Linked DNA regions of Homo sapiens: all the other regions are linked to region 1. The links are chromatin loops, found by intact Hi-C in ENCODE. Cell type or tissue: GM12878. All regions are shown on one strand.

Region 1 (8,000 bases):
CCAGTAAGCATGTATTCTATTCTCCTCCTCCACCTAAAATTTCCTTTATGCCTCAAAAAGACAACATTCATTGAAAGAAAGACAACTTTTGCACAAATTAATTATAATAAAATTCTAGTTTAGAGCAATGATATTTTTGAGAATATAAGATAATTCAGAAGGCTTCTATGTGCAAAAGCCGTGATTGCTACATATTCAGCTGGCACAGTTAATTGTTCATTCATTTTGCACCTGAGAAGGTGCATTGACATTACTTGAATGCATAGTTTACATTTTCCTTCTTTTCTTCAACTCAAAATAATTGGCATTGTTAAAACACTGCTATGATTTTGAAATGATTTGATTAATTCTTTTCCTATTTTAAAATTTTTTCTTGGACTTGACTGTAACCTTCAAAAAACAATGTGTTCAAAAAGGAGTGATTCAAGCTGTTTGGGAGATATTTTAACTATTTCTGACTAAATGCACTATTGAATTCAGTAGTATTCTAAAATTTATATTAACTTTCAATCCAGTTGATTATTCTAGTTATGTACAAAATACATTTTTTTGAGATGGAGTTTCGCTCTTGTTGCTCAGGATGGAGTGCAATGGTGCGATCTCAGCTCACTACAACCTCTGCCTCCCATGTTCAAACGATTCTCCTGCCTCAGCCTCCCAAGTAGCTGGGATTACAGGCACCTGCCACCACGTCTGGTGAATTTTCCATATTTTTAGTAGAGACGGGGTTTCACCATGTTGGCCAGGCTGTTCTCAAACTCCTGATCTCAGGTGATCCACCCGCCTCAGCCTCCCAAAGTGCTGGGATTACAGGTGTGAGCCACTGCGCCCGGCCCCAAATACATTTTAATGAAAGAAAAACTTGTAAAGTATTTCTCAAAAGTGCATAGTATATGTAATTTGAGCATATATACAGTAGACAAATCGCTCATACTAATTACTTGGGGAATAAAAATTCAATCAGCTAACAAAGCCCCTTCCAATATATACTCCTAAAGCTGGCCAGGAGACTTTACCACCTGCCCTTATTCTGAAAACTTCTTCATAATGCTGCATGGTGACTACAGATAGCTTTTAACTGGACATTTTCACAATGGAATCATACATTTGATGATGAACCTTAAATTTTCACTGCAGATGTCAGAGTCTGCCACGTTATGTTTACCTATTTTTCCTTATCAGATTAGGATTTGGTAGTCTCTGTTCCATTGGAAAGTGGCTAGAAAGACTGACAAGGAGAGAAAATTCTAGTAGCATGAGTTTATAAAGGTGAAATCAGGCTATTCGGTAAACCAGAAGCCACCTTCTGAGCACCAAGGGAGGGCAAGATGCCATTTTCAGAGATACAGATGAAGGGAACAGGATTACCCCAGATAGCGAAGGGGTAAAATGGAGACAAATGGTTAAATAAAGGGAAGAGCGCGGGAGGAGGCATCTGAGCAAAGCGAAGTCCTGTGCAGGATGCCATAGAAGGAAGAGATGGCATTCAGGCATGGGGCCCAAGGGAGCGTGTTAGCTGGCTCCAGAAGAACAGGTGGGATTTGAAAAAGCAAGGACTCTGTCTTGTCCACACATAATGTCACCCTGTAGAGCATCCATCATGGCACACTGCAGGGGGCAAGGCAGAAATAAGAACCCCAGCAGTGAGGCTGTTCCCATTACCCAGGCAAGGTTGGATGGTGTCTTGCACCTCCATCGTAGTCATAGATAAGGGGAGAAGTGGTTTGATTCTGGACACATCCTGGAGGTAGGTAGAGCTGCAGGATTTGTTGATGGATTAGAAACAAGACATGAAAAAGGGGAGTAGTTAAGATTCGGGGTCCAACAACTGGAAGAGTAAAAAGTCATCATAATAGAGAAGGGGAAGCAGGGGTTTGGTTTGGGATGTGTTCGATGTGACATGCCCATTAGACATCCACGTGGAGAAGGCGGTTGTCTATGCCAGTCTGATGCTCGGGGAAACCTGGGTGGAGACTCAAAATCTCCAGTCATCGGGATGCAGCAGTATTCAAAGCAATGGCCTGGAGTGAATCTAGACAGAGCCCTGAGCCCTCCACTATTTACAGGCAAGGTGAGGAGGAACAAGCAAAGGAGACTAAGAGGGAATCGCCAGGGAGCTGAGAGGAGAAGCAAGGGAGAGCCAGGGCCTGAAATCCAAGTTGAGGAAGGATTCAAGGGACAAGAAGTGATGGCTTCAACAAACATTGCAGACAGATGGGCTGAGACCTGCACACTGATGCTAATGCTCAACAATGCCCAGATTAATATCTCCTAGCCCTACTTCCTTACGTGAAAGAAGTCTTTTTCACAGGTTCCTTGCACAAATGTTTGCAAGAATCTCAGGCGGTGAGGGGAGTTGAAGGTGGGAAATGGGAACACGTGTATTTCCAACTTGATTCTAATCCTCTTAGAACCCATATACAGAACAAAGACTCAGAGGCACTGCTGGGGCTGAACTCCCCAACTACAGTCCCTAGTGCTGATTTCAGGGGACATTAAGAACTTTGTTTCAAGAGCTGTGAAGGCTGAGCAGTTGGTCTTCAAGTCCGAGAGAAAAGGTGCATCCTCCTGGATTACACTCAAATGAGCAAAGCAGCCTGAGCTCCAAGCTCTTTGTAGGAGACCTCTCTCTCTCTGTCCCTCCTCCCCTCTCCCCTCTTCTCCTTCTCTTCTGTCTCCTCTCTCTCTCTCTCTCTCTCTCTCACACACACACACACACACACACACCATTTTTGCCAAGGCTCACTCCAGTATGAGGAACCCACAAAGAACACCAAGACCTCCATTCTGAGCAGGGCCTCCATTATTTGTCCTGCTGTTTGTTTGTTCTGCCTCCTGTCCTCCAGGCCATCAATGATTCTTGACTCTCTAGGAGGGGTCAAGCTTCCCATCATCCCAGGGGATCTCCTTAGCCCATTTGTAAGTTAGTGGAAACACAGAGGGAGTGAGGGAAGGGTGCTAGCCAGTCTTTATCCTTCACCAACATCAGATCCCGGAACACAACTGGCCCCTATATCTGTACAGCAGCAATATCTAAGCCCCAGCTAAAATGCCCTTTTATCAAAATCTGCAGAATGTTTTATCTTTTTCAGGTAAGCTCAAATTTTTCTATTCTCGCTTCCCCCAACCCCTATATACACACCGAGAAAGGTCATTGAAAACAGAATGAAAGTATCTCATACAACAAAATTAATTCAAGATACTTTCTTTGACAATGGGAACTCGCTTCTAAATAAGATACAAGAATGACTAAACACCAAACCAAAAGAAATGTGAAAGCAAAATTAATACTTTACACCAACTAACAGTTTGTTTGCAACATCAGCAAATGGAGCATTCACCTGTTACTAATTTCCCTAAATACAAAGTCCACTGCATTTCTAGGAAGGATGGTTAGTGTTTGGCAAATTTTTTGTGTAAGCATTGAAAAATATAACTGAGAAGTTAATCAGAGGGCCATGAGTGGGCAAAAAGATCTAAAACATGTTGATTATTTAAAACACCAGAGCACCAGAGAGCACGCAAGTCTTTATCTTATAATAAAATGATCCTATAAGTCACTATAATAACAATTGACTACTTTGTATATGCAAGTTTATCCTAGGGACTCTAAAAATAGAACTTGTAGGATTTAAATCTAAAGTAAAGATTTTATGGGCATGATCTATTAGATCCTCCAGCTGATCCATTTATTTGCTTCCAGTATGAACTGATAACTTGCTTATGTTTTCTTCAAAAAGTGAGACCATTCTTCCCATAGTTTTTCTATCACCAGCCATACACTGGTGGTCTTTAGAGTTTTTCAGATCCATAAAAGGATTGAAAAAGTATAAGAATCACCGCTCTAAAACATCCTTATGAAAAGACATACATAAGTATGAAATCACAAAAATCACAATGTGTTTCCAAACAAATCCAACATTCTTTTATGGCCAGTAGCAGCAAACAGGTTTTGTGGAACTGACATAAAATCTAATTTAGCCATTATTACAACATTACCAGCAGCTCAGAGCACTAAGTCACCTCAATAACCCAGTACTGCTCTGCCCATATTATCTATGGCTTTAATTAAAAGTGTTTAGAAATGGTTTTAGTACTGACTTTGTTCAGAATATGTGGCTGAATTCTAAATTTAAAAATAAGTCTTCCAGTAGGCCCACAAGTGATCAGAATTGGGTACCAAAAGTTGTACATTTAAACACTTTTATTAAAATGTTTATACATGTACATAAAATATTTTATTGTGATACAAAACTCTGTACAAAGTGTACTAACAACTGACATGATTATAAATGAATCCCCAAAACAATGGTGCCTAAATTTGAACACTAAGGAGAAAAAAGGAGGAAGAAATACTTGAGACAACTTTACCATGGCATAGCAATATTTCCTGCTGTCAAAATTAATAAAATATTTTGCACAAGGGTGTTACAATTAATTTTATCAGGCTAACAATGTCATAAGTGAGGAACCCTTTCAACTGTAGAGAGCACTGTGGAAATATAGATGTGGTAGAACAATCTATATCACCCTGCAGTTGTTTCTGTGTTTCTATGACTAGCTTTGTTTGAGATTGTATAAAGCGGTCTTCACACCCCGGTGAATAAGATTGGTGGATGCAGTTCCCTGCCCTGCCGCAGAAGGGACCTCCAAACACAGTTTAAATCTGACTCTCCGGGAGTTGTGTTTTGACACTTTCACAACAGTGTGAACTTGTGCCACAAGCAAGACAGATCTTATTGGATTAACACTGAACTCGTGACAGCTCCAGAGAGTAATGCTATCTGTGCGGCTTAAGAACAAACGTGTTTCTTTCATCCACCCTGCTCATTCTCTTCCTGCAGTTACTCCTAGCAAATCCTCCCCGCCCTCACCTCTAGGAATTCCTCTACACCCAGAGAAAGGAGTTTCTTTCCTCACTGCGGAAACCTATCACCGCTTCCTTTCCACAGATGGACTCCAAGGGGCACTCACTCGTGTGCCCACTAAGGGATTTCTCTCCTAATTCCACGCCTTCCAAGGGAAGTCAGAACTGCTCAGTTTCCCCCGGTGACCACATACACGTGTCCAAGTGAAGCCTCGTCTGGGGGAGACTCAGTTCCCACACTTCCCCCTGGCCCCTGTGGAGGCCCTCTGTCTCCCCTGCGTGGCCCTCCGCCTGGCCCCTCGCACTCACCAGGAGGAGGTTGTGCGCCACCAGGTACCCGAGCCGCGGGCTGCCCCGGATGCCGGGGGCCAGGCGCCCGGTGGCGTAGCCGTGCCAGGCCACCACGTAGGGGTTGTCGATGGTGATCCAGTACTTGACCTGACCGCCGAAGTGGCGGAAGCAGAGCTCCGCGTAATCCCTGAAGTGGTCGGCCAGGGCGCGGTTGGCCCAGCCGCCGTAGGCGTCCTGCAGGCGCTGGGGCAGGTCCCAGTGGTACAGGGTGACCACGGGCTGCACGCCCAGCTCCCGCAGCCGCTCCAGCAGGCGCCGGTAGTAGCGCAGCCCCTCGCGGTTGGGGACGCCCGCGCTGCCATTGGGGAGCACTCGCGCCCACGAGATGGAGAAGCGGTAGTGAGTGACCCCGAGCTCGCGCAGCGCCTCCGTGTCGCGGAAGACGTTGTTGTAGCTGTCGCTGGCTACGTCCCCGGTGGCGGGCTGCAGCGGCGACGGGGCGCCCAACGGCAGACTGGCGTTCCGGGAGTCTCCCGGGGGTGCCAGGGGGTGGTGGGTGAACGTATCCCAGATGGACGCACCCTTGCCGTGCTGCTGCCAGCCGCCCTCGGTCTGGTAGGCGGCGCTGCCCACGGCCCAGAGGAAGCCGTCGGGGAAGGTGCCCTGGAAGAGGCCCGCGGCCTCGGGGGCAGGAGGCCGCGAGAAACGGGCCCAGGTCTGCGCGCCGTCGCCCGGCTCCGCACGCAGGCGGCGGCCGCCCAGGCCCAGCAGCACCAGCAGCAGCGACAGCGACGGCGGCGGCGGCCGCGGGCGGCGCGGCGGGGCGCTGGCGGGCATGCTGCGCGGGAGCCAGGCTCCGGGGCCCCGCGCCGCGCCCCTTTATGCCCGCGCCCCGCCGCGCCCGCCCGCCCACCGCCGGCGCGCCCACCCCCGCTCCCCGGCGGGCTCCGCTGGCAATAATTACCTGCGAGCCGGGACTGCCTCCGCCCTGGCACTGGGGGCGGGGGCAGGGGCGCCGAGGGCGAGGGGTGCCCGGGAGGGGCGCGGCAGCGGGCAAGGTGCGGCAGGCGTCGCCCGCGGACGTCGGAGAAAGGCACCTGTTTCTCCCAGCTCCCGGGAGCCGTGCAGGACGTTTCGTGGACGCTCAGGTTCATTCTCTTTGCCTGCCGCGCGTCCTCTGAGAGCAGCCCTGGAGCGGCTTCGTCGGGGAGAAAAGGCGCCGACCAACTTTCCCCGACTTGGGGGCGGGATCCTGCCGGGCCCTAGCGGAGCGCGCCGCTGGGGAAGCACCTGCTCTCACTTTTCTCCCACTCGGAGGCCCAAAGAAGCTCCGGCTGGACATTGCTGGAGCCAATTAGGGACTGGCCGAAATCCTAGAGGGACTGCCAGGTGGGACAGCCGAGGGGGAACTTCGCCGTGCGCTGAAAGGGATTCCCCCTTAGGTGAGATGCTCGCGGGGAGACGCGCCCACCCGCGCCCCTCTTTCGAGGAAGACAAAGTAGATTTATGGGTTGCGTTGGGACTGGGGTTTTGCTCTCCCTTTTACTGTTACCTTTTAATAATTTCAAACCAGCACTCTATCTTTGATTAGATCTCTCAGAATACCCTGGTGAACTTCAAATCACAGTCGTTGATTGTTCTCCTGAAAAACCAAACACCAAGTTTCCAATTTTGAGTAAATCTCATTCACCTTTATTATCCTTTGGCATCTGTGTTACCTTTCGGCTCTGACTTAGCAGGTAATCTGTGCAAAGTTGTGCGCACAGGTCTGCTGGAGCGGGAGGTCCCTGGGTCGCACATTTGCCATCTGAGCTGTGGAGGGAAAGGGGAGGGAGAATTTAGCCGGAACACCCATTCCCATCCTCTACAATACAATGGAGCCATGACGTTTTTCCTGTTGCCAAAGAGCCCTTTTGACAGAAGTTGCAGAGCCACAGTGTCCATTTGGATGTGGGTAGATAGGATTGTGGCTAACCGAAATACAGTTGGTGGAGACTGAGAAGGTCTAGGCTCCACCTTTGTGATTTGGGGCAGGAAACCTCTGTAAGCCTAAGTTTCCTCCTCTATAAAATAAGGATGTCCTGTCTGCCCTGCCGCCTCAGAGGCTTGTGAAGTCCAGTGAAAAACTGCGCAAAGGTGACTCAAAGACAGAAAGCCCAGACAAGTGAAGGATCTTGCTAATATCCCTACCTCCCTACCCAGTAAGTCGTGCCTTAGTTTCCTCACCCGTACACGTGTGTTGAATGACCAAGATCCTCACAGAGGTGCATCCATTCTCCCCCAGTGATCTATCTTCCCTGCATTATTTAATACAAATTTAAAGGCAATAACATTTTAAATGTTGCAGATGAAGGTGCTTTTATTAATTCCCCTGAAATATAAGCACAAATTTATTCCAGTATTTTATGAAATATTCCCAACTCCAGCCAGCATATATTACCATGATTAGTAAGATTAAGTCTTCAGATTGAAACAGAGTTACTGCCATTCTGTTAAATATAGCATTTACATTTTTTCAATAAATACGAAATAGCAAACCATGACACTTCAGCAATTTTAAAAAATTACAGCACACAACTTCACTGTCACGCTGTCTTCCAGCTAAATTTAAAAAGCTACGTCTACATGGAGTATCACATTTCCCTTCTAGAAGTGAAGATTGGAGTGTCTGTTGGGTTGTAGCTTGTTAAGTTTCAATTAGAAATGCTTCATGGGTCTCATGGAAAATCGCTTAAGCTAAGTATTCATTTATTGATGTATGGTCTGTTTGCTCAGGGCAGATTTTATCTATTGCTATTTTTACTTGACCAGCAGCATTTTTTAAATTTTAAAGCAGTGATTA
Region 2 (8,000 bases), 180 kb after region 1:
GCCCGATGATGCAGGCCCACCCTGGGAAAGAGGAAGGAGCTTTCCACCTGGCAAAGGCCTTCGTGGCAGACACTCCTAGGACCAGCACAAGGAGAATGAGCAGGACCCAAGATGTAGAAATACAGATGAGGGAGCAGGAGTGAGAAGGGCTTCCAAGCCTACAGACTGGGTAGATAGGGACTGAGAGGCCAAGAACCGGGGCAGGGGGATTAGCAGAAGGAGCTGGTCAGGGAAAACTAGGGTGAAGGTGATGAGTTCAGTCTTGATATTCCAGCGACAAAAGTCATGGCATATTGTGAAAGTTGTCAGAATTGAACTGGAGTCACCAGTGTTTTTTGGGTTATTTGGGTTTTTTTTTTTTAACAGGAAAAGGTCTTTATTAGAAGAGAAAATTTTTTTCTTGGCATGTAGACTTTTTTCCCTTTCAAATGATCAGCTCTTAATGGGATTTTTCCTCCAAAATGGCAGTAAAAAGGAGTATTTTTGCCATTTTGATAAGACATACACCATAAACAAATGAGTGCTTGTGACCACACAAACGTTGGCAGGGAAGCCTCCTTTGTGGGGTACTGCAGCCCAGAAAGAACTGTATGGACCTCAGAGAGCCTCCCACACTGTTTCTCCATTGATATGGTTTGGATCTGTGTCCCCACCCAAATCTCATGTTGAATTGTAATCCCCAATGCTGGAGGTGGGGCCTGGTCAGAGGTGATTGGACTTGGGGGGAGGGTGATTTCTCATGGTTTAATTTCATCCTCACTTGGTGCTGTCTTCATGATAGTGAGTTCTCATGGATCTGGTTGTTTAAAAGTGTGTGGCACCAAAAACAAAAACAAAAAAACCCTGACAAATAGAGCCAGGGAAGGCTATGATGAGAGGATTCTCATACCTAAACGCCTGATAACAAAAACTATCTCAAAAAACTGCAAAAGCCACAACTTTGCACAAAGACCATCACAACCTCACACACAAAAATATACGTCTTTGAGGACATCTGCCCAGCAACCGCCTGTGCAACCTCAAACTGGCGTCACCCTTGTTATTGATCCTTGTACCCAAGGATAATTATCTCAAAACAATTATGTAATCCTCCTCATTTTTCTTTAAAAACCTTTCCCTCCTTTACCTCCCTGGATACACACACAGTTTGCTAATACACCTCTATTCCCATTGCAATGTCCTACTCCGGAATAAATATATTTTTCTTCTAGAGAGCTTCTCTCTGTTTGTTATTTAGATTGACAGTATGTATTAGTTATCTGTTGCTGTGTAACAAATTATTTCAAAAAATCCGTGGCTTAAAACAATACCCATTTATTATCTAACAACTTATGTGGGTCAGGAATTAGCTGGTGCTTTTGTTCCAGGATCTTTCACACAGCTGTGGTCAAGGCATCAGCTGGCACTGCGTATTCATCTGAAGGCTCAGCTGGGGTTGGGTCCACTTCCAAGCCCACTCATATGGTTGTCAGAATTCCATTTTTCATGAGCTGTTGGCCTGGAGACCCCAGTTCCTTGCTGGCTACTGGCCAGAGGCCACTCTCAGTCCCTTGCCATGTGGGCCTCTCCAACACAGCAGCTGCATGGAAGCATGCAAGCCAAGGAGGCCACACAGACAGTCTTCTAGCAAGAGGGACATTACAATCTTTTGTAACCTAATCATGGAAGTGACATCTCTCATATTGCCATATTTGTTAGAAGCAAGTTACTCAAAGGGAATATAATCTTACAAAGTCATCAGTACCAGGAGGCAGGAATCATTAGGGTCTATCTCAGAGGCTGCCAGCCACAGGGTATTTAGAAATGTGAAATTGAAGTTTGAGAGCAAGGGAGAAGTCATCTAAATGTAGATGAGGGTTAATATTATCAAAGGAAAGAGTATTGTGTGTGTGTGTGTGTGTGTGTGCGCGCGCGCACACACAATACTCTTTCCTTTGATAATATATACAAACACACACACACACACACATACACATACACACACACAAAGAGTATCCCTTATCTGAAATGCTTAGGACCAGAGATGTTTCAGATTTCGGATTTTTTCAGATTTTGGAATCTTTGCATATACATAATGAGATATCTTGGGGATGGACCCAAGTCTAAGCACAAAATTCATTTGTTTCATATATTCCTTTGTGTGTAGACTGAAAGTAATTTTATACAATTTTTTAATAATTTTGTGCATGAAACAAAGTTTATGTTAACATGAAACAAAGTTATGTTAAGTCCTTATGTGTGGAATTTTTAACTTGTGGTGTCATGTTGATACTCAAAAAGTTTTGAAATTTGGATTTCAGGTTTTCAGATTAGGAATGCTCAACCTCTAATGTATATGTGTATGTGTGTGTGTATATAGATACACATATATATATGGACATGGAGGATCAGTCACATTTAAAAATAAGAATAGGGAGGTAGAGAATAAATAAAATAGGGAAAAGGAGAACCTAGGGGATAATTCAACAAATCCAAGAGACCACCGCTTCCTTTAAAACCTAGGAGGGAAGTCATCTCCTCCAGGGAGCCCTCTTAGATTGACTGGGACCTATCTAATCCTCCACTAGTTATTCACTCAAAAGAGCCCAAGAGTCTATTATGTGCAAAGGCTACCGAGTGGAGAGGGACCTAACAGAGTCTCCAAGAAGCTTAGAAGTTAGGGAGTAAAGATGAATTGGTAAATAACTTTTTCAAGATGAAAAGCAGAAGTGACATGAGAGTGTTACACAGAAGAGACAGGAATCACCGAACTTCATGGTGGGAGACACGGCTTCCCCTGGGAAATGAGACTGATGTGTGGGTCAGGCTGGTCTCTAGTTTTCACTCCTGTGAATGTGCCACATTGGCTGGGGTCCCAGAACAGTGGGCATGGCTCCAGTTTGTCTCCCCAGCTGGGTCATGTAGCCGAGCTAAAGCACACCCAAGTTTTCCAGGCCTCTCCTACCTTCCTAGGGGGCCTGGATGGTGGCTTGCATGCCTCAACTCCCTGGAACTGCCTGCTGAGGGCAAAATTTCCTCTCAGGCGGTCGAACCAGCAGAAACACAGATGTAGCAGACCACCTGAAAGTAACTGCAGCATTTAGTGACATGTCTTCCACATTCTCAAGTCATTCAGCTCTTAGCAGACACAGGGCTGGATGGAAGCAGTCATTTTGTTCCCCTCGTTGGTCAAAAGATGCTTTTGATGAATCATTTCTTTATTTAGTTTTTAGATTGCATTCCACCTCAGGGGGAAAGCTCTCCAAATGAAACCGTTCATAAGACCAGGTAAAACCGCAGCAACTTTTAAGGCTATCCCTGAAGGTCAGCCAAAAGCCAGATCTCAGATTTCATTTGGAAATCTGCCAGAAGGGATGTTCTTGGATGCCGCGTGCTACCCACAGGGTCTTCCTGCCTCTCTCTGACAAGCCCCCTTGGATACTGCCTTGAAGAAAACAGTTTCTGGAAGTATAAGAAGGAGTACAATTGGTCGGGCGCAGTGGCTCACACCTGTAATCTCAGCACTTTAGGAGGCCGAGGCGGTTGGATCACTGGATTCAGGAGTTGAAGACCAGCCTGGCCAACATGGCGAAACCCCATCTCTACCAAAATATACACAAAAAATTAGTTGGGTGTGGTGGTGCACACCTGTAGTCCCAGCTACTCAGGAGGCTGAGACAGGAGAATCACTTGAACCCAGGAGGTGGAGGTTGCAGTGAGCCAAGGTCATGCCACTGCACTCCAGCTTGGGCAGCAGAGTAAGACCCTGTCTCAAAATAATTAATAATAATAATAATAATAATAATTTAAAAAATAAATAAATAAAGGCGGAAAACTGGACAAAGGAAAATAGCCATCAAGGGTCAAATTTCCCCTAAGAAAGGGTTTTCTGCTGACCAAGGACAGGATAAGGCAAGCACTCCTCACATTTCCACAGAGGAGAAAGGCGGGGAGCAGCTTGCTCTAAGCCTTAAGCAAAGTTGGGGGGACCACAGTGTGACTATCCCTAGCAAAGCCAGCCTCTGAGCTGACCACTATTATGACCTGCTCCCCATCTGCCGCTTGGAGGGACACTATTAGCAATTGGCAAGTTGCCAGTATCCCATTTATTGGCTCATTAATAATTCCTCTGGGCTCCCAAAGCAACCATTTGATTCCAAATAGATCACAAAATTCGCCACTGAGATATCTTTACCCTTTCTGACATTTCATGAGAGCAGAGGCAGAAATTCACACCGGAGAGTCTGGGAGTTGATACTGGAGACAGGGTTAATGTTCTCCTTTCCCCGAATCTACAGGGGCCTGGTTTGCTCTAATCTGCCTCCAGGAGGTGAGCCACCACCCTGGCTGGGCACTGCTCCACTTGCTTATGGTGGTACCTAGGGCCTTGCATCTCAAAGTGTGGTCCCCAGACCAGCAGCACTGGCACACCTCAGAAGATTCTTAAAAAAGCAGACTTTCAGGCCCCATCCCAGACCTATGGAATCAGATCCCGCATTGAAATAAGACCCACCCCACCAAGTAATTTATACACACCCTAAGGTGCTCTAATTTATTTGTAGGAATAAATGAATTTATCCCAAGAAAGTAATCAGATGCATGCACAGCTTGCAGGTACCCATGGGTTGAATGCGTCATTGCTTAAAAAGACAAAAACTGGGGCAGGGCCTGATGGCCCATGCCTATAATCCCAGCACTTAAAGAGGCCAAGGCGGTGGATCACTTGAGGCCAGGAGTTCAAGACCAGCCTGGCCAACATGGAGAAACGCCGTCCCTACTAAAATACAAAAATTAGCCAGGCATGATAGCACACACTTGTAGTCTCAGCTACTCAGAAGGCCGAGGCAGGAGAATGGCTTGAACCCAGGAGGCGGAGGTTGCAGTAAGCCAAGATGGCGCCACTGCACCCTAGCCTTGGGAACAGGGTGGGATTCTGTCTCAAAAAAAAAAAAAGGCAAAAACTGGAAACAAACCAAATGTATTGAAGCAATATTTATTTGAGTGCCTTCTATGTGACACTCAGAAAATAAGAGCTACAAAACAGAGACAGTCTTAAAAATATGGTTCATTTGGGGGGGATGGAAAATTGCATAGCCATTTTTTAAATACCTCTTTAAAAAAAGAAACCAAAACCTACTTCTAAAAGTAGAAGTAGGGCCTCTAAGGCCCTATTTCCTGCCTTCCAGGTTGGCTCAATTATTGTGACTGTCTCTAGGCAAACAGTTCGTGCAGGCTGCTAGGCTAAGGACATTTCCCTTTGCTAAACAAACAAGCAAATGCAGACAGGGCTCAGCTGCTGTAGCACATTGGAATTGCTTGTGAAATGAATTAAGATCCATTTCCAGGGCTGTGCTGTCTGAATGTAACTGCGGGCTTTCACCCCGCCCCCACCTTTCCCATCCCCCAAGGTATAGTCCACTCAATCTCAGGGGCACATGACCCTCTGGTTGTGATGTCCAAGGTGCTCAGTGGATTTACACGTCACTGTGTCCATTATTTTTCCTAAAAGGAAGACAGCTTAGATAAACACCTCCCTTTAAGTCAAATGTAAGTTTGTTCAACTACAGCCACAAGAAGGATAGCAAATTCCGGAGAAGGACCTTCTGGAGAACACAGCAATATTATCTCGCTGGCCCAGGGATGGGTTTGCAACTGCTCTCAATGGCTGCCGTACATCATCGCTTCACTGAGTATTGTCCAGGCAGAGCAAAGTCACTCAAGCAATACTTCTTATAATCAAGGCAAGTGGTCAGCGGCTGCCTTAAAAAAAAAAAAAAAAAGCCTGGAAATACAGTCCCCAGCCAGAGTAAAGATCCTCCTCTGCGACCTCACAGCCCAGCTGGATGGGACCCTGCAGCGCTCTCACCTCTCTGCTCAGGAAAATGTGGCTGCTGCGCGTCTCAGCCCAGCCGAATTTGATCTTGTGGATTTCATGTCTAATCTCAGCCTAGATTACTCGGGCTTGTTTGGCCCGCTCTAGCATGCCTGGTCTCTCTATTCTCTCTTGATTCTCTCCCATCCTTATTCATCCCTCACTCATTGATTGATTTAATTCAACAACCAAGCCCCCTGCTGTGCTGGATGTCAGATGTTCTAGGTGTGCTCAAATGAAGGCCCTTTTCATTTTCCGGAGGAGTTCACTTCCCATGTTGGGAGACAGTAACAGGAACAAATCAGGCTGCCTAGGTGTTCACGATGTCACCAATATTGGGAAGTTACATTTTGTAATATTTTAATAAAAATAGCTTTTCTGAGCCCAACCCCCTCCCACCGCCTACTGATCTTTGGCTCTTAGTTTCTGCGCCTTCCAAATTCCCTCCTCCATAGCTCACCTGGCCTTGAGGCTTTTACAAACTGCTCTGGCCTGCATCCTGGATCTCACTCTAGAAACCACTCTGCTGGGGTCATTCCGGCAGAGCACCCAGCTTCCCCTCTCTCTGTGGCAGAAAAACCTGATTCTCTCCCACTTTGTCATGAAAAGTCCCTTCCCTGCCTGCGTATCTCTCCAGCTCTTGCCTTATAAGTTAGAAGGCTCATTGGGTTGACTGCTAACCAAGCGCCATCTAGTAGAAGACTCCAGGTTTTGACAGTGCAAATTACAGTCTTTTAACGGGATCAGATTCTCAGGCCCCTCCCCCTCTTAATAGCACCTCTGAGCAGAAAGATGCAGTGGAGATTTATCTCATTTATGCTTTGACTCATGACACACATGTGCATGCACGCTCACATATCTTCATACACTCATTTACACATGCACTTACATACACACACATACATAAACACATACATACATACTCACACTCATGTACACACACACACGCACTCATGCATATGAACATCTTCTAGAAGGAGGAAGCAAATTGTGTTAGGTTTCTAGTCTTTCCCTTCCTGCTATAGACAATTGCAATGCAAATATGACAAATGATACAGTCAGAAGCAGATTTATCCTGAAGATAATGAAGCTTAAGCAACTGGGCTCTTTACTTGCACCAGACTGGTTCCTGGGGTGGTCTAGGTGGGGAGTGGAAGTCAGGTTGCAAACAGGAGGCATTTCTGAAAATGTCCCTAAAAATATCTCTGAAGAATGAGACCTGGATATCTAAAACTCTAGTAGTTTTTGTGATTTCTTTTCTTATGCTAGATAAATATTTGCATTCCTAGCTGCTATATGTGAATGTCTGTACCCCAACCCCCCACACATCACATTCACATGGTGAAATCCAATCCCCAAAGTAATGGTACTTGGAGGTGGGGCCTTTGGGAGATGGTTAGATCATGAAGGCAGAGCCCTCACAAATAGGATTATTACCCTTATAAAAGAAGCCCCAGAGAGCTCTCTTGTCCCTTTCACCTGCGGGGACACAGTGAAAAGACAGCCATTTATGAACCAGGAAGCAGACCCCCACCAGACACCAAAGCTGCCAGCACCTCCATCTCGGACTCCCCAGCCTCCAGAACTATGAGAAATAATTTTTTTTTGTTTATAAGCCACACAGTTTGTGGTCATTTGTTATAGCAGACCAAACAAAGAATCTAGCCAATTTTCAGCCAGGCGCTGAAACTCATACCTGTAATCCCAGCACTTTGGGAGGCCGAGGCGGGTGGATCACTTGAAGTCAGGAGTTTGAGACCAGCATGGCCAATATGGTGAAACCCCATCTCAACTAAAAACAAAAAAATTAGCCGGGCGTGATGTCACATTGCCTGTAGTCCCAGCTACTCAGGACGCTGAGGCAGGAGAATTGCTTGAACCCGGGAGGCAGTGGTTGCAGTGAGCCAAGATTGCACCACAGCACTCCAGCCTGGGACACAGAGCGAGACTCCATCTCAAAAAAAAAAAAAAAAAAAAAAAGAATCTAGCCAATTTTCTATTTGTGATTTTATATTTTTTGCTTAAAGAGGCTCCCCCAAATTATATTTGCTTCAGCTGCTACAAAATCTGAACTTATTCCTTTTTGCATTAAAACAGGAATTCTCAGTCTTGCCACTGTTCACATTTGGAGTTGGATAATTATTTGTTG
Region 3 (8,000 bases), 370 kb after region 1:
AAAAAGAAAAAAGAGGCATTTAGAATAAGACTCAAAAATTCATCAGAAAAACCAAATACTTAACATTTTTCAGCTAGGGAATAATGCACAAAGACCCTAATTTCAGCTCTTTTACAGTCTTCTCATAAATTGTCCTGTTAGAAACAGAACAGATATGTAGCTATTCTTTAGGGAGAATTTCTCGTTACCCCCAAAGCCCTGAAATAGGTCCTTGATTATGCAAACTGAAAGATCCCCAAGAGAGATAAATAAATTGTACAGTAGCAGTCTTAAGTTAGACTTCCTCGTCATGAGAATGCCAACAAGACATCTAGTACGGGAGAGCCACAGCCACTATCAAACAAATGGAATCATTCCTTAAACCAATTAAGTATCTCCAAATGAGAAATTCACATTTAGAAATCAAGCTAGTACCTGGGTATACAACTACATGGACCAGCTCATGTTATCTACTTTAAGTCTCCGACCATTCTCAAATCTTACAATTCAATACCACCTTTAAATGACAAATATTGCCCTCTACCTCCCTCATCCTAAGATTCTTTCACCAATCAAAATTTAAAACAAGCATGCCCAAAACAGGTTGCACATCCTCTACTTGAATTGTGGTAGACTTGATCAAATAAGCACATTCCTCACTTCAGTTATCAAGAACTCCATGAGTCCAAGAACCATGCCTGGGTTTTTTTCACCACTGTAAATCCAGTTCCTGACACATAAGTAACAGCAAGACTTATTAAGTGAAATAAATATAAATTGCCTGCCATTTTTTCACACTGTGGATTAATAATCTTTCTATGGACTCATTCTCTAACCCATAGTTTCCACAATTATCTTTTTTTTGTTTTGTTTTCTGAGACTCTCGCTGTGTTGGCCAGGCTGGAGTGCAGCGGCGCAATCTCACTCCATCCCCCACCTCCCAGGTTCAAGTGATTCTCCTGTCTCAGCCTCCACAGTAGCTGGGGTTACAGTCATGTGCCAACACAGCCGGCTAATTTTTGTATTTTGAGTAGAGATGAAGTTTCACCATGTTGGCCAGGCTGGTTTCGAACTCCTGACCTCAGGTGATCGGCCCACCTCAGCCTCCCAAAGTGCACAGGTGTGAGCCACCGCACCCAGACTCCACAATTATCTTTTATTGTTGCTGTTTTTAATTCCTACCTGATCTGCCTTATAAACATTCAGTATCTTTTGCACAACTCTAATTACTTCATGCTTTCTACCAGCATTTTCCTAAAAAGATTACTCGTGCTATTCCCCTTCTCATCTTTTAAAGATTTTGCATTTATATAGTTTTACTTACAATTACTGTAACCAAGTACCACATGTCTTTTGTACCTTTCCATTAAAATTTTGTTCACTGAATCTTTTTTTTTTTTTTTAATAGAGATGGTCTCACTCAGCCCAGGCTGGAATGCAGTGGTGCCATTTTGGCTCACTGCAACCTCCGCCCCCCGGGGGTTCAAGCACTCCTCCCACCTCAGCTTCCCAAGTAGTTATGGGATTACAGGTGCACAGTACCACACAAGGCTAATTTCCTTTTTTTTTTTTTTTTTTTTTTTAAAGTAGAGACAACGCCTTGCTATGTTGCCCAAGCTGTCCTCAAACTCATGAACTCAAGTAATCATCCTGCCTCGGCCTCCCACAGTGCTGGGATTACAGGCCTGAGCCACTGCGCCTGGCCTGTATTTTCTTCATAACAATGTATAACACAATTTATAACACAAATATAACAATTTATATCACACCTTCCATTAAATAAATGAGGATTATATATTATAAACTCATGTTTATACTAGGTATTATGTTTTAAATAATGGCCATGGTCTTCAATATGGATTTTCAAAAGTGAAAAGGAATTGCCCCCAAAATTATAATGAAAGAAACAGAGCTAATGATGACATGATATAAAAAAAATACACACTGTATTAATCTACTTCTTAACCTCAAGACCAGAAAGTTTTTCAAAAATAAGTTCTAAAAAAAAAAAAAAACATTAAGTTTAGCAAAAGATTACTGTAGCTAATGTCAAAGAATCCAAGGAAATCATCTAAATACCTTAACTCCCATTTTAGTTAGAAAGATAAATCAAAGTATCGGTCAATCTTGGAGTTATTTAAATCAGTACTTGCCTTTAGTTTATCAGGGGATGTGTAAGGAGCTTCAGGAGCATAAATCCTGAAAATATCAGCAAGGCAGCAGGCTACCAGTAAGCGAACATCTTTATCAGGATGCTTGAGAAAAAAATCTGAAGCAAGATGTAAAGCTAGGTTTAAATAAAGCTCCTTTTCTTCTTCAGAGTCCTGGTCCATATCCATAAAAGTTTTCACAACCATCTATACAAAAATAAAAAATCAAATAATGAAATGCTCCATGTAAAACTACAGTCATGTGAAATAAAGGTCATGTTAATTGCTAAGGTTAACTTCAAATGAATATACTTTCATTTTTCTGCAGAAAGTCTCTATTTGAGAGAACACAATTCTCCTAAAACTACAAAGTAAACTTCTATTTAAAAGACTTACTAAAATATTTTTTCATTTACCCAAAATATCTGCTAACCAGATTTTTAAAGATTAAATTGCCCTTATGTAGTAGTCATTATTGGAAGAATTCCAATAGAATATTTGTGGAAACTTCTGGTCTCACTTGTACAACTGGACTAAAAGGAGTATGTCCTTAAGAATACCATCTTTTTTAAAAATAATATTTCTAATCCTTTCATGAGAAGAAAAAGTATATGCCTAAAGAAAACCCTAAGATGACAATTTAATTTTCCATTTAAGTCATTAAACCACTCCAGTCACATGGTTTTATTTAAGAAAGGATGTCAAAGATGCATCCCTCAACACTGAAAAGCTACTATGAAGTATCTACCACGGCATCCAACAAAATATTTCTTGTGTGGCAGTAAAAGAGAATATGATGTGGATAATTCATTAATTCAGTTGCACATGTGAGTTAAGACAAAGGAAGCTAAAAGAAATGGTTCTTTTTTCAAAAATATTTCTATAAAAGGTGAATAGAAAATAGAATGGTATACCATGAATTCTCAGAAGAGCTTTCTCTGATTTCAATATTAGTAATTACAATGATGATCTCAGTCTGCACTATTCCTACTTTAAATGAAACAAAATTGCCTAACTTGACAGGAACTGACATTTAAATACAACTCCAATGGAAAGGTGACCATCCAGCATCCACTAGGTGGTGCTGCAAATACTAGGCAACAAGTGGGGCTGGCCACAAAGTATCAATGTTAAATGTCTTGGTCCTTTATGCTGCAACGATTTCCACTTGCCATCCAGCTAGACTTCTGAGTAACAAATGGCTCGATTTCTACTGAATTCTCAGAGCAGCTGTGGAAAACACTGCTCCTCACAGAGCAGCCTCTCAGTTCTATTATGCCAGATACCAGAACCAACAGTAGACTAATCCTTGCAACCTGGCACTACATTTAGATTAAGGGTATGATGTCTGGGTCTTTTAGCTTTTTTATTTTATTACTTTTAAGATTTATGCTTTGATTGCCTATATGTTTAGGAAAAACCACAAAGGGTAAAAAAGAACTGCATGCATGTAACTATTTATTTCTGTAGCTCTCTTAACAAAAGATAAGAGATTAAGCATATTTTGAATAAAATGTTACAGGAAAAAAAATTTTATAAACAGTATCACCTTACACGTTAACAAATTGTTATAATGTATAAAACTTACATGGGTATTTGTACATATCATCCTACATAATTTTTTCATATTTTTCTAAGAAGGAGGATGCTAAAAATGGAACTATAAATTAGGAAAATAAATGAGAAAAAAGTATAACTGGATTACTGCTAGACATAAATGTCTACAAAATAATGAAAGCATATTACAAACATTAAATATGAGTACTGAGGCAATCATTCCACCAACAATAACCACAAAGTTTGTTCAAGGTCCAGAAAATGGGAATTCCTCACTACTGTCTACAACTCAAATGCTGTTATAAAACTCATTAATAACTCATGAGTCCTCCAAATTAGGAAAGAAATCTGAGAAAATAACATCTCTAAAAGACACTAATGCTGATCAGTTTTAAGTGTAGGCTCTGAGTTCAAGATTAGTTTCTCAACAAACAACAGGAATGCTCACTTAGTATAAACAAATATAAGGTAATAAATGTATTAGTTTCTCTAAAAATGCAATAGGTCAAGAGAAGGTAAATACATAGAAAATGAAACATGTCATATATAGAAGGGATTCATAGCTTGACTATTCTTAATAAAATACACACCAGTTCCCAACTAGATAAAATATCCACCTATTAGTAAATTTAATCTGCTCAAAGATGATTTTCCTTTGAATAAACATCTGATATCTGACATTCTGATACTTTAAGTATAAACACATACATGTACAATATTAAGACTTTATGTGAAATTTATGATAGTATTAGCATCTTTTTCTCTTTATAAAAATTCTATACACCATGTAGCAATAAAGAAGAGTATTTGTTTTTAAGCCCCTGGATCTTCAATGATTAATTTGGGAACATTTTTCAGCCCTGACATCCAGATAAATAATAATATATCAAGCAACATAAATATCTAGGTAGATACAACCTCGATCGGAAATGCTCAAAAATAAAGACCATCTAAACTAACTAATAGACCAGCTTAACATTCTCCTTGAACACTATGCTTCTTTATCCATTTTAACAATTACAGAGATCACCACCACCCTAAAGGAAAAGGTGAAAATATTATTCAAACACATATGAAGAGGCCCTAGCCTCATCCATAGAAGTTCACCAGCAATCTTGATTCATTACTACATGTCAGAAGCAGAGGAAGAAGCTTAAAGTGAAGCCCTTTGACCTACTTTGAAAATAACTTACAAGAAAGTAGTACACAGCCTAATTACTCAGTATAAAGACCTAAAACTCCCTTAAAGTGGTTGTCTTTAGAAACTATATAGAAGAAAGGAGACAACTTTGTATAGACAATAAGGAATATGAGTATTGTAGACTTGTTCTTTATACCCAAGTATAGGAGATCCTAGAAAATCTAAGCTTCACCTAATTGCTGTCCCTTTAATCATAGCCAAATAATCCCCACTGTACCTTATATACTCTACTCCCTTAGATCTTTTCTATGCCATTTGCTGCTTTGCTTTGCTTTTTTAAGTTACCCCAACAAGATACATTATAGCCCCATGTGATTTCCACAGGGGACCTCTGCCCTACACAGATGTAAAAAAGAATAGAATTTTACTCACCTTTAATCGTCTCACCATCTCCTCTTTAGATATTTTATCTGATATTTCCTTGACCCCAGGCGGATATGTAATTTTTCCATCATTGGTCCTAGTCTTTGAATGAGCCATGACAGAAATATTTCTACCCCTGAAACAAGAAAACTATTAGATGCAAACCAAAAAATAGATATAAACATTCTTAACAAACATAAATGGTAACCTTCCCCACCAACCAAAATTTGTAACTACCTCCTAATTTATAGTAATTTACTTTACCATTTAATGAAAATCACTCTATTGAACATTTCCCCAAATTATTTTTAGAAAAACAAAACTTATTTTTACTTTCATTTCCTCAGTGGCAAGCTTTGTTATTTGTCCTAACCCTCCAACTAAAAATAATAATAATAATAGTAAGCTAGAGAAAAATAAAAAATAAATACTTTTTAAAAGCACCACAAAGTACTCAAACTAAAACCTAAGAGAAAATAGGAATCCAGGGAAGTAAGTGGGAACACTGGGACATTATAGCTACTTATACTCTGAAAGCATTTTTCATTTCTGACAAATGTGGGATTCAGTTTTGATGGTCTTATAGGGCAAGGGGAACAGAAGTAAATCTGAACATATCAAGGCAGACAGTCAAATAGGAAACTCTCCTGACATTAATGTAGGCCACCACCCTACCCAAAGAAGATATACCTGCAAAGGAGAGGGTAAACTAGAAATGAACACCTCTTTTCCCCAGCCCCACCCCCTAGAGGGAACCGCTGAGAAGGCTGCCTTGGTGCTAAACAGAGAAAGGCAACATGAATACAGGGAAGGAACAGGTAATTAGTTTTGGCCATGGGCCTGCACACTTGCTGGGGCTGACATGACCTAAGTGGCCCAGAGAATCTCAAAACATGAACTCACAGACCCCTGGTTAATAACAGCCCCAAGCACCTAACATAAGTAAATCCAAGTCCTGCCTAGAGAAGGGTGCCTTCATCCTAAGTATCAAAGAATCCCCACTATGATGTTTCTAGAACAATGAGCAAGTATCAAGTCAAAAATAACCAAGCAACTATGAGGGAGAACCAGCAGAAATACCACACAACAAAAACAGACACAATTTTTGTGTCTATCAAAGACTGTAAAACTACTATAATCTTAAAGAAATAAAAGACAATTCCAAAAATATCTACAGGAAACAAAAAAAATTATAAAGACTAAACTAGAAGATTTTTTTTAAATAGAACTTCTAAAAATGAAAAAATACAATTACTGAAATTGAAAATTCAACAGGTCAATGTATTCGCAGATACGAAAAACCATTAAAGGCCAGGTGGGATTGCTCACGCCTGTAATCCCAGCACATTTGGGAGGCCAAGGCAGGCCTTTTGAGCTTAAACTTTGAGCTCCAAAGTTTAAGAACAGCCTGGGCAACATACCAAAATCCCATCTCTACAAAAAATACAAAAATCAGCCAGGTGTGGTGGCACACCCCTGTAGTCCCAGATACTCGGGAGGCTGCAGTAGGGGAGCTGCTTGAACCCAGGAGGTAGAGGTTGCAGTGAGCTGAGATTGCGCCACTGCATTCCACCTGTCTCAAAAAAGAAAGAATGAAGTGAAAGAAAGGTCATAAGAAATTATCCGGAGTGCAACACAGTGAAACATACACCTGAAATACATAAGGATAGAAAGGCCTAAATGTAGCCTACAATTCATGGAAGTTATAGAGAGAGAAGAATGAGAGATTCACTCATGGGATTCATGAGAGTACCAGAAGGACTAGATTGAAGCAGAGGCCAAATACCTACAGAGAATATCATAAAATACCAACCTACAAATTCAGTAAGCCAAACAGGGTTAAATTTAAAATAATAATAATTCCAGAAAACAAACAAAATTTAGAGCACACACAGTACCTTGAAAGGAATAGCATTTAAACTAACAGGTGACTTCTCAACAGCAACAACATAAGCCAGAAGACAGCAAAATGTTATCTTCAAAGCAGAGAAAGAATATAACTGCAAATCTAGAAGTTTACAACCAAGGAGTATAATTTTTAAGTGCAGAGTAAAATAAGGGCAAATTAGCCAAATGAAAACTAAGAGGTGTAAGTATTTATATATAAAGTACCTACAACATTGCTTAGCACATACTAAGTACTATATGTGTATGTAATATACACAATCAGGTTAAAAGAAAAGATTTTTAAATTTCAACATAAACACCTTAAAAGACAATGAAAAAAGTGGATACATGCTGAAAGTAAAAGGATGGAAAATTATGTCATGCAAACACTAAAACCCGTTAAGCTAAATATCAAGTTAAAAAAAAAAAAGATAAATAGGCCCCAGATTCACTCTGTGGTATTTACTCAATAGAAACGTATAGTTTGTCCACCGTAAGACATATAAAAAAATGTTCACAGCAATACCATTCAGTTGCCAAAACAGAAAACACAAATGACCATCAACACTAGAATGAATAGCAATTTGTAGTATAGTCATACAATGGGGGCAAAAAAAAAAAAAAAAAAAAAAACACAGCCATGAGAGAATAAATCATTGCCTCACACAATAATATGGATTAACATTACAAACATCTGGATGGGCATGATGGTTCACATCTGTAATCCCAGCATCTGGGAAGGCTAAGGCAGGTGGATCACTTGAGCCCAGGAGTTCAAGACCAGCCTGGGCAATACAGTGAGACCTCATCTCTACAAAAAATAAAAATAAATTAGCCAAGCATAGTGGTGTGCACCTGTGGTC
Region 4 (8,000 bases), 110 kb after region 1:
AACCTGCATGCTATGGTCTGAATGTTTATGTCCCCCAAAATTTCCTCTGTTGCAATCCTACCTTCCAAGGGGATGGTATTAGGAGACAGAACCTATGGAACATGATTAGGTCCATGAGGACAGAGCCCTCATAACCAGGATTAATGTCCTTATAAAAGAAACTCCAGAGAACTTGTTTCCCCTTTTACCATGCAAGGACACAGTAAAGGCACCATCTATGAACCAGAAAGCAAGCCCTCACCAGACACTAAATCCACCAGCACCTTGAGGTTGGACTTCCCAGCCTCCAGAGCTGTGAGTAATACATTTCTGTTGTTTATAAGCCATCTCCTGTCTATGGTATTTTGGTATAGTCGCCTGAACATGCTGAAACACTACATCATGGCATGGTTGTGAGGATCCAATGATTTAATCTTTACAAAATACTCAGAACAATGGCTGGCACATGGTGAAGCCCAGTGTATTTTCTACTATGTTTATGCCACTATGCCCAGTTGCTCATGCTCTGAAATCATCCCTGAAATACCATTCACTCAAAAAAAAAGAGGTTTGTCCAATAAAAGTAAAATTATGTCTCAAGAGGGCTACACCCATTATGTAATTATTATCTAGTTATGTGAGTTAGGGCAATGGAAAGAGCATGTTATTTGGAATCAGATAAAAACTGATTCCAAATCTTCCTTCTACTGCTTACAATCTGGTGTCCTTGGAAAGCTATTTAAAATTTCTAAGCCTCAGAATTCTCATACTTAAAATAGGAAAAATATTGTGTATCCTTCAGGGTTCTTGTAAACTTTAAATAGCATAATGTATATAAAGCTTCAGCTCAGTGCCAGATAATAGCTACTATTATTAAGATCAAGGATTTGGCTTTCTGAGCTTCAAAGTAGTCTTGTAGCATCAAAAAAAAAAAAAAAAAAGGAAGCAATTGACAATAGATTCCTCTCTAAAAGATCCATTGGTCATTTGGGAAAACAAAAAGGCAAAAGCCTTTTGGGAAGCCCCACACTGCTGCCAGAGCGAGGAGGCAGCCTGGGACTGTGACATGGGCCAAGGTAAGGGTAGTGTGGGAGACAGTCAAGCCTCCGATTACAGGTGCCATTTCCCAGGGGTCACCTTAGTCATCAGCCCAGACCCCAGGGCCAGGGCACACTGTGAACCCATTTTCAACTGTCTGCCTCCAGTTCTCAAGAGCAGAACAAAACCATTAGTGTTTAATATTTAAACAAAAACCTTTTATTATTAGTCACTTTAAGCCCGAGTGATGATTATTAAAACATAATGGATAGGGTCTTATTTTTAAAGCTTGATTTTTAATGACGGAGATAGAAATCAGAACTAAAAAAAGATTGAGCTCCCTTGTTCTCTAGAGAGTGTTCTTTCTTCAGGTCAGAGCCTTGGGGAGATTTCCTGGCTCCTCTAAAAGCTGGAGCTGCCTTTCTCACCCCAGAAATCTGTCTCTTTACATATGTAGGCAGAAGAGTGTCCCCAGGAAGAACCTGGACACTTCCCACATGGCACACTAGGCTGACTTCCCACATGTGGGAACTTAGGGCCACGGCCAAGGTAAGAAGCCAGTGCTGCTACCAGCCGCCAGCCACAGCTCCTGAGCCCTCGGCCATGGGACATCTGACCTGCCCTGTGGCAGACGACTCCAGGTACAGGGTCCCAGGTATTTGGAATAAGCTTATATTTTTATGGCTGGTCACTTCTGGGGGGTTTTGTGAAGTTGGTTGATTCTTCTTTATTTACTAGGACAACAGAGCCTGCTCCACACACTGGAACCAGAGGTGGATGAGGACTGAAGGAGGAAGAGGAGAAGGCAGAGGGCCTGGCCCAGCCTCTTCACTCCGCCGACCCTTGCAGGTGTCAGTTCAAAGTCCTGAGTGGAGCTCCCGGATGACTGCACAACCAGGGGCCAAGCAGATTAGCCGACTCCAGTGGAGCAGGCTAGAGACCTATAACTGGGAGTGGGGGAATCCCTTGAATTATAAAATCAAAAAATATAAAATTCCAGGCCAGGCATGGTGCCTCATGCCTGTAATCCCAACACTTTAGGAGGCCAAAGTAGGAGAACTGCTTGAGCTCAGGAATTTGAGACCAGCCTGGGCAACCCCATCTCTACCAAATAGATAATATATGTAATATATGTATAACTTATACATATAAATATTATATATATGTTATAACTGTACTCCTAGGAGTTATATATATTACATATAGTTTTATATATATATATTTCTATATATAGAGCTACATATATATTTTATGTATAATAGTTTATATATTATATATAACTCCTAGGAATATAGTTATAACATATGTACAGTTGTTATAACATATATACAGGAATACAGCTATAACATATATAAATATATAACATATATTACTATATATGTTATCTATCTGTAAATATTATCTATATATTACTATATATGTTATCTATCTGTAAATATTATCTATATAGAGCTATATGTGTGTAACTGTATTTTATATATATGCATAACTCCTAGGAATACATTTATAACACATATGTATAAATATAATATATAGTTTTATATATATATAACTGCTAGGAATACAGTTTAATAAGTCATGTGCATGACATGTGAAGAAAATAAGAAAATTCTATTGAGAAACATAAGATGTTTGACTGCAGGGAAAACTACATCCTCTTTTTTAACATGTACTATATATTGTAAAAATAACAATTCTTTGAAATAAAACTAAATTTAATGCAAATCCAAATCAAAAATCATTTGGGACTTTTTTCTTTGTTATGGAAAAAAATTTATTTCAAATTTCTTCTGAATGAATAAGCATGCATAAATAGCCAGGCAAATTAATGAGAGAGCATTTGTCCTATTGGATATTATAAGCATACAAGTATAAACATTAAACCATTATATAATAACAGAAAGCCCAATAGCACAGAATCCATAATTCAGAAACAGACTCATGTGTGTGTGAGAACTTGATATATGATCAAGGTGGACTATCAACAAAATGGGTTGGATAAACTGACTAATCATTTGGAAAAAATAGAAATAACAAATCTCTATGCCCAAATTAAGCTTCAGAAGGAGCAAATACCTAGACATAAAAATATACATTTTTATTAAAGTACTGAAATAAAACTTAGGTAATTGATTTATAATCTTAGCACACAACTTTTTAGATGGTCACTTGACCCTATGTATTAGTATTTTAAAGTTTGAATCAACAATTCCATTCGTGGGATTTTTTTTCCCCCGAAGCCATAATGGGTCAAGGTGACAGAGAAAGATATACAAGTCTGGTCATTAAGCATTTTTGTAATGGTGAAAAATTGGAAACAACTTAAATGTTGATTAAATAAATTATAGCATACCCATACAATGAAACCCAAACAGCCAATTAGAATAATGATATATCACCACACTGATACTCCATTGCCTGAGCACTGTTGGTAGGAAAGCCTGCTCCTGTTACAGCCCTGACAGCAGTTTATGTCTATGCCTGCTGATCCATCCTCACCAACACCAGGGGGTGTTGTTCACATGCTTGTTATCTAGAGCTGTCCTTTCTGCCCATCAACAGACAGTTCTGCCCATGGGCACAGGCAATTGGTCTCAACTGCGCATGGTTTGCCCTGTAATGCCCTCCAAATGACCAGCTGAAAAGATTGATAGTCTAGAGCAGAGGACCTGCGGCACCTGATCCACAGACCAGACAGTTAGGAGGCTTCTTTGTCCTCCCAGAAGTGCAGGCAAAGTTTTGGTGTTCATCAAATGAGTGATCAATGACAGGTTATCACACCTACTGCAAAAATATATGGCACTTCCCTCTCCACCTCCACAGTGGGCTGTGAAAATTAATTGAGTTCAGGCTGTGAAAAACTTAAGCTGCTACATGAAATGCAAAATCATTAAGCTTCAGAGATTGTAACATTCTGCTTGTGGCCTTGGGACTGAAACACCAGATGTCATGCCCAATAATGACTTCACTTTTCATCCAACTTCAACAACTCAAGATTGAGCGCATTTTGGGTTTTGACCTTGCACTGCTATACTGAGATTCAGCAGAAGTTAACTACCCGCAAGACTCCCTCCAGAGAACTGAGGCCTCAGGATCATCTTCAACACCTTCACCCAGAGTACGGAGACAAAACCCTTGCCACATAGACCTGCCACACCACAATACCAGGTGGAGATGCACCGTTGCTTGAGTTGGTGAGTGAGAAGGGCCATTGCTTGTGTTATCTGAGGGCTGTGGAGGAAAGAGAATTAGGTAAGTTCATTTAGAACTAACTAGAACACTTTTCAAAAAGATGTCTCAGTGTGGGGCATAGTTAAGACATATATTTCAGAGTAATCATCTCCAAATGAGTGATTTTTGTTTTCTTGCCTATTTCCTGATTTACTTGAGTTGTCCTGGCTCAAGGAATAAAGAAGGCATTTATACAATAAAAGTGGTGTGAGTCACCCTTTCTAACCTTTAAGATTGGTTTTCAAACTGTTAAAAATTCTTGTAGGTCCACCAAGAAAGTTGCCATAGAAGCCTGAAGTTACGACAGCTTATAAGGAAGTGGTTATCGATTATGACGGATGGAGAAAATGTAAGCTGCCTATGTTTCATTCAGACTCATACTAGCTCTGGTTAGAGAAATCAATTAAAAGGAGGAAAAGATGAGGAAGTTCTGCAAAAATAAATTCAAGGGTCAACTAGCAGTGGATAAAGACACAACTATGATCTCTGTGACTTCTTTCCTCTTTTATTTGACATTTTTTCACTTCCGCATGATAAAGAAAATAGAGACATGGCATGCTGGAAAGAAAACTAAAGCTATTTCTTTAATGAAGTCCACTAACCTCGGAAGGAAGACTGAAGTATTCTTGTGGCTTCAACAGACAAATGATAGTAGCTGCTAAGACAGAAACTGCTTGGAAAGACTATTGATTTTAGATTCAGAGAAAATGAATAAGGAAAAGTTTAAGATTGATGAGAAAGGTATACAATGTGCTACGAGAATTTTTTCTAAAAGTCACGTTTAAAAAAACGAGTTTATAGTGGATTTTAGGTTAAATTCCTTTAATAAAGGGTTACATGTTTCCTGACTATGTATAAGAAATTCATGAATGTGACTCTAAGAGACTTGAATAAAAGGACCCACATGTCTTTTGCCCTGTGATGGCCTGCCTAAATTGCAGGGCTATAAAAAGGAAAACCACCTTTAAAAGCTTCAACCCTAAGTTGACTTTATCTTATAGAAGAAAGAATTTCATGTGTATGCTAAATATATACATATAGCATATAATGTATATATAATTTCCTGATAAAATCTTCTGTTTTAGTGTACTTGCATCTGGGTACATAACCTCCCCACATCTCTTTGGTATTCTTATTTGTTCTGCTTTTCCATTTTACATATTTTCCCCAAGTGCCAAACATTAATAAAATTGCTAGCATTGATTATTTTTCCTTCACTAATACATCCCTTTGAGCCTATTTCCCCAGAAACAAATAACTAGAGACAACCTATCCTTTGCTGACACATGAAAATCCTATAATTGCAGACAGGAACAAAGATTCTAAAGGAAGTCTCTGTCTTCAGTTCTTAGATTATTGTCCCCCCATCTTCTAGCCCTCCCCTCATCCCCATTCATCTGACCCCTGTTCTGTTGTGACAGATTGTTATAATAATGACAGTGAATCATGGCTTTCTGGGTCTATGTCCCTTTGATCCTTCCATTAAAAGATGGAGTCTATTTCTCCACCTCTTGAATCTGGAAGGTCCTTGAAACCCACTTGGACCAATAGAATGTAGCAGAAGTAGCACCATGCAAGTTCTAGAGGCTAGGTCTTAGGACCCTGAGACCACCATGCTGTGAAGAAGTCCATTCTGGTCTATTGGAAGATAAGAGACTGTGTGAAAAAGAACAGAGACACCCCATCTCACAGTCAGCACCATCTGCTGACAGTAAGTGATACCATCTTAGACCCTCAGCCCCAAACTCCCAGGTGACGACAGCCAGTAAGTGAGCCCAGGCAAGACAAGTAACAGAACCACCCAGATTTCCAGCCCAAGGATCCTTAGAGATAATAAATCACTGTGCTTTTTAAGCCACTCAGTTTTAGGGTGGCTTGTTATACAGCAATTGATAACTGGTACATCCTCCAAGAAACTATGTCTTGCAGAAAGAGTTCTACAAAAGGATGAGAAATAAACCATAATTTAACCTCCTTCCTTTGATCTACTCCCACCCCGGGTGCACATTCTCCTGCAGCCTACATTCTGGAAACATGCCATTAAACATTCATTCTTTGGAGGAGCCTTTGTTCTGGCCTGTCTCTTAAATTATTGAAGAATTCCTCTTATGTTCATTTTTCTGCCTGTTAAAAACGTTTGAGGGAGGGAAGAAGTAAGATGGCTTAAGTTGAACTCCTAGAAGGCAGAGGCAAGATACTCAAACATCGTTTTGTATATTCCCAGGATAAAGCCCTGAACAGTAGGCACTGAATAAACCTTACTTGAAGATAGCAATAAAAGGGAAGGCCACCATCAAAGACATTGGATCACAATCTTATTCAGTACATGCAAATCATCATGTACTTTGTATTAAAAACCAAAATCTTTTAAAGATCAGAACAGCCAGAGGCAGAAACAAGATTGGGTTGTAATACTTTAAGGCTACAGCAAGATGTACATCAAATAGATTCTGCTACATTTTCAGCAAACTCCCTTTTCAAATATGAAGTACATTAGTAATTTGCCGTGAGGGGGAAAGCAAATCATAACAGCATCTTGATGTAAGAGGAAAGTACACTTATGGGGAAAGTGCTGGACGTTTCTTTCAGTGAGGAACTACGTACAGGATTCAGAATTCCCAGGATTTGAAAGTTGTGCTGCAGAAGCACCAGTTAGAACTGAAAATCTCCTGGGTTCCTTTAATAATACCACAAACCAAAGTGAACTAAACTTCTGGGAGGATTCTTCTGAGCAAATCCATGTTTCATAGAACAAAATCAAACATGCACAGCTTCCACCTAAGTTCACCAGATTGTGCTGCACACATGATGAATAATTCAAAAGTAACAGACAAGTGATTTTTGTCAACTTTATGGCCTTGGTTCGTTGTTTTGTTTTGTTTTGTTTTGTTTTGTTTTGGGGTTTGCTTGTTTGTTTGTTTGTTTTTTGAAATGGAGTTTTGCTCTTGTCGCCCAGGCTGGAGTACAGTGGCGTGATCTCAGCTCATTGCAACCTCTGCCTCCCGGGTTCAAGTGGTTCTCTGCCTCAGCCTCCCAAGTAGCTGGGATTATAGACATCCGCCACCATGCCCTGCTAACTTTTTGTATTTTTAGTAGAGATAGGTTTCCACCATGTTGGGCAGGCTGGTCACGAACTCCTGACCTCAGGTGATCCACTTGCTTCGACCTCCCAAAGTGCTGGGATTACAGGCAGGAGCCACAGCACCCGGCCCTATGGCCTTGGTTCTTTATCAGTCTACTAGACTTTGAATGCTAAACCAAACAAGGAGGTCACACAAACATCTAGAAGCAGTATTCAAATCTAGACCACTATTGAAATTGGCTTAGTCCAGTTGAAATCAACTCCAAGTTTAAATGACCTGAGTCAGGAAATTATTTTGGGTAGCATTTCCCAGCAAGGTGGTCTGATGAGTGAGATTTGCTGTTATTATGTTGTTGGTGCTGCTGTTACTGGTTTATGTTTTTTGTTTTGTTTGCTTTGGTTGTGTTTGGTTTGGTTTGGTTTGGGGCTTTCTTTCAGTTGGTCTTAATGTTCAGAATTTTTTCTGTGCTGCTGCCAGATGTTAAGTGATAGTTGGCTCCCCGACAGCCTGCATTCTGAAAAATAATAAAACATAGGCCACCAGAGGTATAAAATAAATAAAAACCACAAAACCAAGTTTGTTAACTTTCCAGGCAAGGAAGCACACACTAGTAAAGAAATTCACTGAATAGTTAGCAGAGAGGGGGAAAGTTAGGGATTTTTCAATCTA

The links. Hi-C counts contacts between places; a loop is a spot of excess contacts. Peaks named below come from ENCODE experiments on the same cell type or tissue, not always from the same donor. Only the 100,000 strongest peaks of a DNase experiment are listed, where the experiment ranks them.
Region 2: it touches region 1 in a loop (7-fold over the local background); 3 of 110 quality-filtered maps call a loop at or near these places.
Region 3: it touches region 1 in a loop (3-fold over the local background); 5 of 110 quality-filtered maps call a loop at or near these places.
Region 4: it touches region 1 in a loop (4-fold over the local background); 2 of 110 quality-filtered maps call a loop at or near these places.

The regions. Positions count from the first base shown.
Region 1 is chr13:33,014,436-33,022,435 of GRCh38, reverse strand. KL (klotho) reads right to left here and starts at 6,013. Exons shown (of 5, transcript NM_004795.4): 1 at 5,177-6,013. The coding sequence starts at 5,995. It overlaps LOC124903151 (translation initiation factor IF-2-like), which reads left to right and starts at 5,983. Exons shown (of 2, transcript XM_047430819.1): 1 at 5,983-6,600. The coding sequence starts at 5,994. RefSeq lists enhancers at 4,988-5,047, 5,256-5,833, 5,834-6,409 and silencers at 5,118-5,217, 5,908-5,977. In GM12878, a CTCF peak has its summit at 4,637; a DNase peak (open chromatin) is centred at 4,655; H3K4me3 peaks cover 2,013 bases.
Region 2 is chr13:32,836,383-32,844,382 of GRCh38, reverse strand. All of the region lies in intron 4 of LINC00423 (long intergenic non-protein coding RNA 423), which reads left to right. Among named protein-coding and RNA genes, the nearest start is that of LINC00423, 71 kb to the left of the region's middle. RefSeq lists an enhancer at 6,823-6,982. In GM12878, no CTCF peak of the experiment used is centred here; DNase peaks (open chromatin) are centred at 3,152 and 5,214; H3K4me3 peaks cover 296 bases; H3K27ac peaks cover 2,616 bases.
Region 3 is chr13:32,646,140-32,654,139 of GRCh38, reverse strand. It overlaps PDS5B (PDS5 cohesin associated factor B), which reads right to left. Exons shown (of 35, transcript NM_015032.4): 2 at 5,260-5,386; 3 at 2,133-2,336. The coding sequence starts at 5,367. Among named protein-coding and RNA genes, the nearest start is that of PDS5B, 64 kb to the right of the region's middle. RefSeq lists a silencer at 3,149-3,238 and an enhancer at 7,860-7,969. In GM12878, a CTCF peak has its summit at 3,200 (motif pointing right); a DNase peak (open chromatin) is centred at 3,269; H3K27ac peaks cover 1,034 bases.
Region 4 is chr13:32,907,234-32,915,233 of GRCh38, reverse strand. LINC00423 (long intergenic non-protein coding RNA 423) reads left to right here and starts at 3,582. Exons shown (of 5, transcript NR_047020.1): 1 at 3,582-4,211; 2 at 4,514-4,597. In GM12878, a CTCF peak has its summit at 3,517 (motif pointing right); a DNase peak (open chromatin) is centred at 3,549.